2 separate regions of the Homo sapiens genome follow, and region 2 is linked to region 1. A link is a contact called in ENCODE Hi-C or POLR2A ChIA-PET data. All regions are on one chromosome and are shown on one strand. Each heading gives the region's core, a stretch centred on a gene start or an enhancer-like site at or near the end of the contact. The rest is flanking DNA. Distances are from core to core; before and after follow the strand shown. Region 1 has its middle 37 kb from the start of ERCC4. Region 2 has its middle 22 kb from the start of LINC03107.

Evidence for each region. Hi-C counts contacts between places; a loop is a spot of excess contacts on that map. ChIA-PET counts read pairs that join two places held with the same protein, here RNA polymerase II (POLR2A). Pooled maps may share reads with other maps.
Region 2: a pooled map shows a loop between it and region 1 (4-fold over the local background). The contact joins two enhancer-like sites. A Hi-C loop is called at or near these places in 1 of 37 single-sample maps with no recorded cell type and 2 of 50 pooled maps. POLR2A ChIA-PET finds 5 or more read pairs at or near these places in 1 of 52 experiments (activated T-cell).

The regions. Positions count from the first base shown.
Region 1 is chr16:13,956,162-13,958,825 of GRCh38, forward strand. No RefSeq gene overlaps it. Among named protein-coding and RNA genes, the nearest start is that of ERCC4, 37 kb to the left of the region's middle. RefSeq lists silencers at 1-58, 1,299-1,348, 1,369-1,428 and enhancers at 516-1,715, 1,529-1,648. Within about 2 kb of position 1,355, at least 34 of the 41 ENCODE cell types and tissues checked have a DNase peak (open chromatin) inside an H3K27ac peak, as active enhancers do.
Region 2 is chr16:14,404,965-14,407,628 of GRCh38, forward strand. No RefSeq gene overlaps it. Among named protein-coding and RNA genes, the nearest start is that of LINC03107, 22 kb to the right of the region's middle. RefSeq lists enhancers at 736-1,237, 1,692-1,771 and a silencer at 762-961. Within about 2 kb of position 1,352, at least 4 of the 41 ENCODE cell types and tissues checked have a DNase peak (open chromatin) inside an H3K27ac peak, as active enhancers do.

The DNA of each region.
Region 1 (2,664 bases), core at 105-2,604:
CGTGAGAATCTCTCGAGCCTGGGAGGCTGAGGTTGCGGTGAGCGGAGATTGCACCACTGCACTCCAGCCTGAGTGACAGAGACAGACTGTGTCAAAAGAGGGGGAAAAAAAGAAAGATGTAGTAGGCATCTGCACTGAAGTGAGAACTGAAAACATTGGCTGAATAAATAAGTGGTTAAGGTAAAGAAACCTGAAACGACTAACAGAACGCTAAAAATGCCTACACTTAGGAGGTGGCAAGATAGAGACAGAAAATTAGAAGAAGAAACTGAGTCATCCAGCAGCCAGAATGAAAACAGGAGGGAATTTCAAGGGAGTGACCCACAACATCAGGAGTTGAGCCGTATGAGCGCTGGCGGCCTTCAAGGCAACAATGAAGACAGCGCTGGTCATCCTGTGTGGTGTGTCCAGGAGACCTAGGGGCACACGCCCGCCTGGGGGTCTGAGGAAGCCATGGGGGGTGGTGAGGATGAAGAAAACGAGGATGGGCAGGCTGAACAGAGGGGCGATTTTGCTTGTTGGTGATCAGGATGAGGGAGCAGAGCAAAGTGGGAGAAGGAAGGCACTAGAGAGAGAACAGAGAATTAGGCAGAACCAAAATTTAGTATTGTGGGGGATGGGGGTGGAGGGAAAAAAACGAACGTGGTTTTGCTTTTCTTCCTTTCACACCTACAGAAAACCTGTTTTTGTATTGAATTGCTTCTTCTTAAAGACCAGCATCAACCTGATCATGCTCCCCACCATGTGAAACGGAATGGGCACGCCACGATAAGTAGTAATGAGCCTTTTCGGCAGCCTTCTGTTTTAACAAAAAAACGCTGCTGTTTGGCATTGAAGTTTGCTTGTGTTTAAGCTCGCGGTGGAACAGCCTAGGACCCCTCTCTGTTTGTAACCTGGCTTTATAATTTTGTTATTATTTAAAGCCTCCCTTTCAGCGATTTTTTAAAACCAAAATATATGCTGGCTAATGTCATCTGGAAACTGAAAGTCGATGTTCAGCAACTCTCACTCGCCAATCCTACAACTTGGTAAGGATTTTTATTTTGGTCGTACTGAGCTTACTGTAACTGGGGCGGCTGAGTTGCTATGGTAATTTGTTCTCAGAACAGAGCACTTTGCTGCAATGCATGGAAACAGCAGATAAATCTACTTTATGTTGACTTGATTGTGACATTAATTCTAGTTGAAACATCCTCCATGCTCCCATCAGGACTCATGTATAAGAATTTTAAATTGGAGCCAAGAAGGCATTGGCTAAAAGAATTGCAACTTCGGCTGTTTAAACCCAGGCCTTCACAATTCATGCAACTGAAGGCTGTTGGCTCACAGCCTAGAGCGCTGCCCCGGGGGCGGCTTGCAGCTGGGGGAAGGTTCATCACTGAGGCAATTATGTGGTTAATTGCTCCAGTGTGGGCTTGGGCTGAGAGTTGTGACTCATGCCGCCCTCTGTCACTAATAGATGGGGGTAGGGGGTAGAGTGGACAGGACTCAAGGACTTACTGAAAACTCAGCTGCCTTTTCCCTTTCCTCTTGCAAATAAATCTGTAACTCACTAACATCTGCCCTGGAGATGTGGGAGGAAGGTAGACCTCAACTCCAAGACTTGGTGCTCCCGGCCTCCATTGGTAGGGGTCCCCATTAAGTCCCACGTCCTGAACTACACTGGAGCCCTCGGACACTTTAAGGATCACTGCACTCCGAATTGGGGTGTATCTTCCTCCAATTCTTGCCTAACCATGACAGAGGAGAGACAAAAACTAGATGCCTGACTTCGAGCATGACTCATTATAAACAAATAGAGGACAGATTGACTTCCTCTTATCAGAGCCCGAGTCTGCGCCCCAGGACACAGCATGAGTCAGACTTGAAGTCCCAAGTCTTGTTGGGAATTTTCCCCCTGAGAAAGAGGTAGATTTTTGAGTAGAGTTCTGTTGATTTCTTGAATATTATCAGTGACCCCATGTTAAGCCCTGGGCTTCTGCATCAGGTCACATCCCTTCGAAACCAATAGAGCTTCCAGAGTAAGGATAAAAATTGGCTGTGCTCACAAAGAAACTCATTTGGAATTGATAGAAATGTTTGTAATTTTAGCGGTGATGGTTTTGCAATGTATAGATGTCAAAATCATAAAAGCATACACTCAATATGTGCAGTGTATTGTATATAAATTATACTTCAAATATTTTTTAGAAGAAACATAGTTTAGCAGGAAAAAAAAAGATGTAGTAGGCACCTGCATTGAAATGAGAACTGAAGACATTGGTTGAATAAGTAAGTGGTTAAGGTAAAGAAACCGTAAACGACTAACAGAATGCTAAAAATGCCTACACTTAGAAGAAGGGAAGATACAGACAGAATATTAGAAGAAGAAACTGAGTCATCCAGCAGCCAGAATGAAACAGGAGGGAATTTATAGGGAGTGACCCACAACACCAGGAGCTGAGCAGTATCAGCGTAGATAGCCTGGTGGCCTTTGACGCAACAATGAAGAGAGCACTGGTCATCCTGCGTGGTGGTTAATTATTATTATGATTTATCATGAAGTTCAGTGTTACCTCCTCCCTTCCCCATCCATACCGATCTATTGCTTGTATTTGGGTGCAAACACACACAGAGTACCTGCCTGAAGGGATCATGAGGTCACAGCATCCAATGCTGATCTCA
Region 2 (2,664 bases), core at 102-2,601, 450 kb after region 1:
CTGCAACCTCCACCTCCCGGGTTCAAGCGATTCTCCTGCCTCAGCCTCCCAAGTAGCTGGGATTACAGGTGCCCACAACCATGGCGGCTAATTTTTGTATTTTTAGTAGAGACAGGGTTTCCCCATGTTGGCCAGGGCGGTCTTGAACTCCTGACCTCAGGTGATCCACCCACCTTGGCCTCCCAAAATGCTGGGATTACAGGCTTGAGCCACCGCGCCCAGCCCTCAATTTTTTTTTTCATAAAATAAAAATCAAAATGCAAAAATCATTCTTAGTTTAACGTCCATGCAAAAATAGACGGTCAACCAGATCTGGCCTGTGAGCCACAGGATGCGGACCCTTGTTCTACAATGTCAGTTCCAGGAGGGCATGTCTGTCTGTCTGTCTGATTATGTTTCCTGAAGTATCACTTGCGTCTAAAACAGTGCCTGGCATCTAGTAGCTGCTCAAAAAATATTTGCTGAATGAAAGAGCAATTCCTCTTGTTTAATTCTTACAACTGCTTTACCAAGGGGTTACATATATGAATATTGTGTACAGAGGAAGAAATGATGAGAGTAATGTCTCTGGATTTATCGACGGGAAAACAGGCATAGAGATGGCATGTTCCAGCCTGTGCAGCTGGTCTCCTAGAGGAAGCAAAAGCACTGCGATCCTCCTCAGCAGTTCGAGAACCTCCTCCCCAACAGATCGCCCCGTCCCCAGGCGGCTCCAGGCCCCGACCCTGAAGCTTGAGACCCCACCCCCAGAAAGCTCGAGGCCCCGCCCCTTAGGCATGAGGCCCCGCCCCCAGCCGGCCGGAGGCTCCGTCCCCAGACAGCTTGAGGCCCCGCCCCCAAAGAGCCTGAGGCCCCACCCCCAGGCGGCTCGGGGCCCCGCCCCTGCAGCCCGAGGCCCCGCCTCCAAGGGGCTCGAGTCCTCACTGGACCAAGCGACACAGAACTGGGTGCGTCCCCAGCACAGCAGGTCCGGGACCCCTCACGCCAGCCACATCTCGGGCCAGGCCTCGCGGAACTCTCACTGGCAATAAAAAGCAGCCATACGTTCTCTCCTATGTTTGTTGGAAGCAACAAACAGCCCGGCCCAGCCAGCTTGGGCAACCAGGCCTCACTCCACAAGGCGGGGCGCAGGTCAGGGGACACTGTCGAGGATGTTTCCAAAGCCCGGCAGGTCAGGGCCTGGCACACAGATCCCCTTCAGGGGCCAGTCTGGTAACATAGACATGTGAAACGGGTGGAGTTGAAACCACAGGCGCCAAATGGCCGCTACTGCCACAGGCAGTGACACCTGTCCAGTTTCGGGGCTTTTTAAAGCCCTCTGTGGCTGAGGCAACGCGTCAGAGAGACCCACGTGGCTGAAAGCTTGTTGGTTTCACAGAGGGCGCCTCCCACTTCATGGCCTTTGCCCATGCTGTCCCCTCAGCCTGTGATGTTCTTCTTGCAAAACCATTCTTAGTTCCTAATCCCTGCAAAAACACTTGGCCAACAAGATCTGGGCCGTGAGCTGCGTGTGCAGAACCCTGTCGGCCCCATTAGCTAACTCCTTCTCTGACTTCAAGTCTCAGAGAATTCTTCCCCAACACAGGCACCCCGCACCTCCCTTGTCACAGGGCAATTTCACATTTGTTTGCTTACTTGATCAGTGTCTGTCTACCCTTGTATTCCTTTCCCAGGGCTACAGTAACAAATTATCATAAAGCTTAAAACCACAGAATGTATTGTCTCACAGTTGCGGGGAACAGAAGTCCAAAACCAAGGTGTTGGCAGGGTTGGCTCCTTCTGGAGGTTCCCAGGGAGAATCAGATCCATGCCCATCTCCTGGCTGATGGTGACTCCTTGGCTGGTGGCAGCATCACTGCAATCTCTGCCTTTCTCATCACACAGCACTCTCCCTGTATGCATCTGTGTGCCAGGGTCCCTCTTCGTATAAGAACCCCAGTCGTGCCATATAGAGGGCCCATCCTAAAACAGTATGACTTCATCTTATCTTGACAACATCTGCAAAGACTCCATTTCCAAATAAGGTCATATTTGCAGGTTCCAGGTGGATGTGAATTTTCAGAGGACACTGTGCAACCCAGGAGAGCCCCCAAGTGTGGGGGGTCCACTTACACTGTGCCTGGAAGGTGGGGACCCCCTTGCTGAAACCCTTCACTCACTTGCCACCAGTACCCTGGCCTGATCTCTGCTGGGGTGAGAGGGTGACTGTGAACAAGACGGGGAGGAGAGATGGTCCAGGAGTGCACTGGCCAGGGCGGGAGCTGGTGGTGAGGGCACAGTGGGTACTTGATGTCTCAGTCTGTGTGGCCTCCTTTCCTCCTCTGCTTGATGACAGGGCCCAGAGTTTTCTCTGAAGCTTTGCTCCTCCCCAACTCTTGGTTCACGGGGTTTGGGTAGAGATGATGCCATTCCTAGGTCTGGAGATGGCCGTGTGTCCCAGGCCTGGCCAATCAAACAATGCTTCTACCTGACACAGTGACCGGTTCAGGACTGGACAGATGACCCAGTCATTGCCAACGAAGTCTCGTTCTGTTGCCCAGACTGGAGTACAATGACGTGATCTCGTCTCACTGCAACTTCCGCCTGCCAGGTTCAAGTGATTCTCCTGCCTCAGCCTTGCAAGTAGCTGGGATTACAGGCACGTGCCACCACACCCAGCTAATT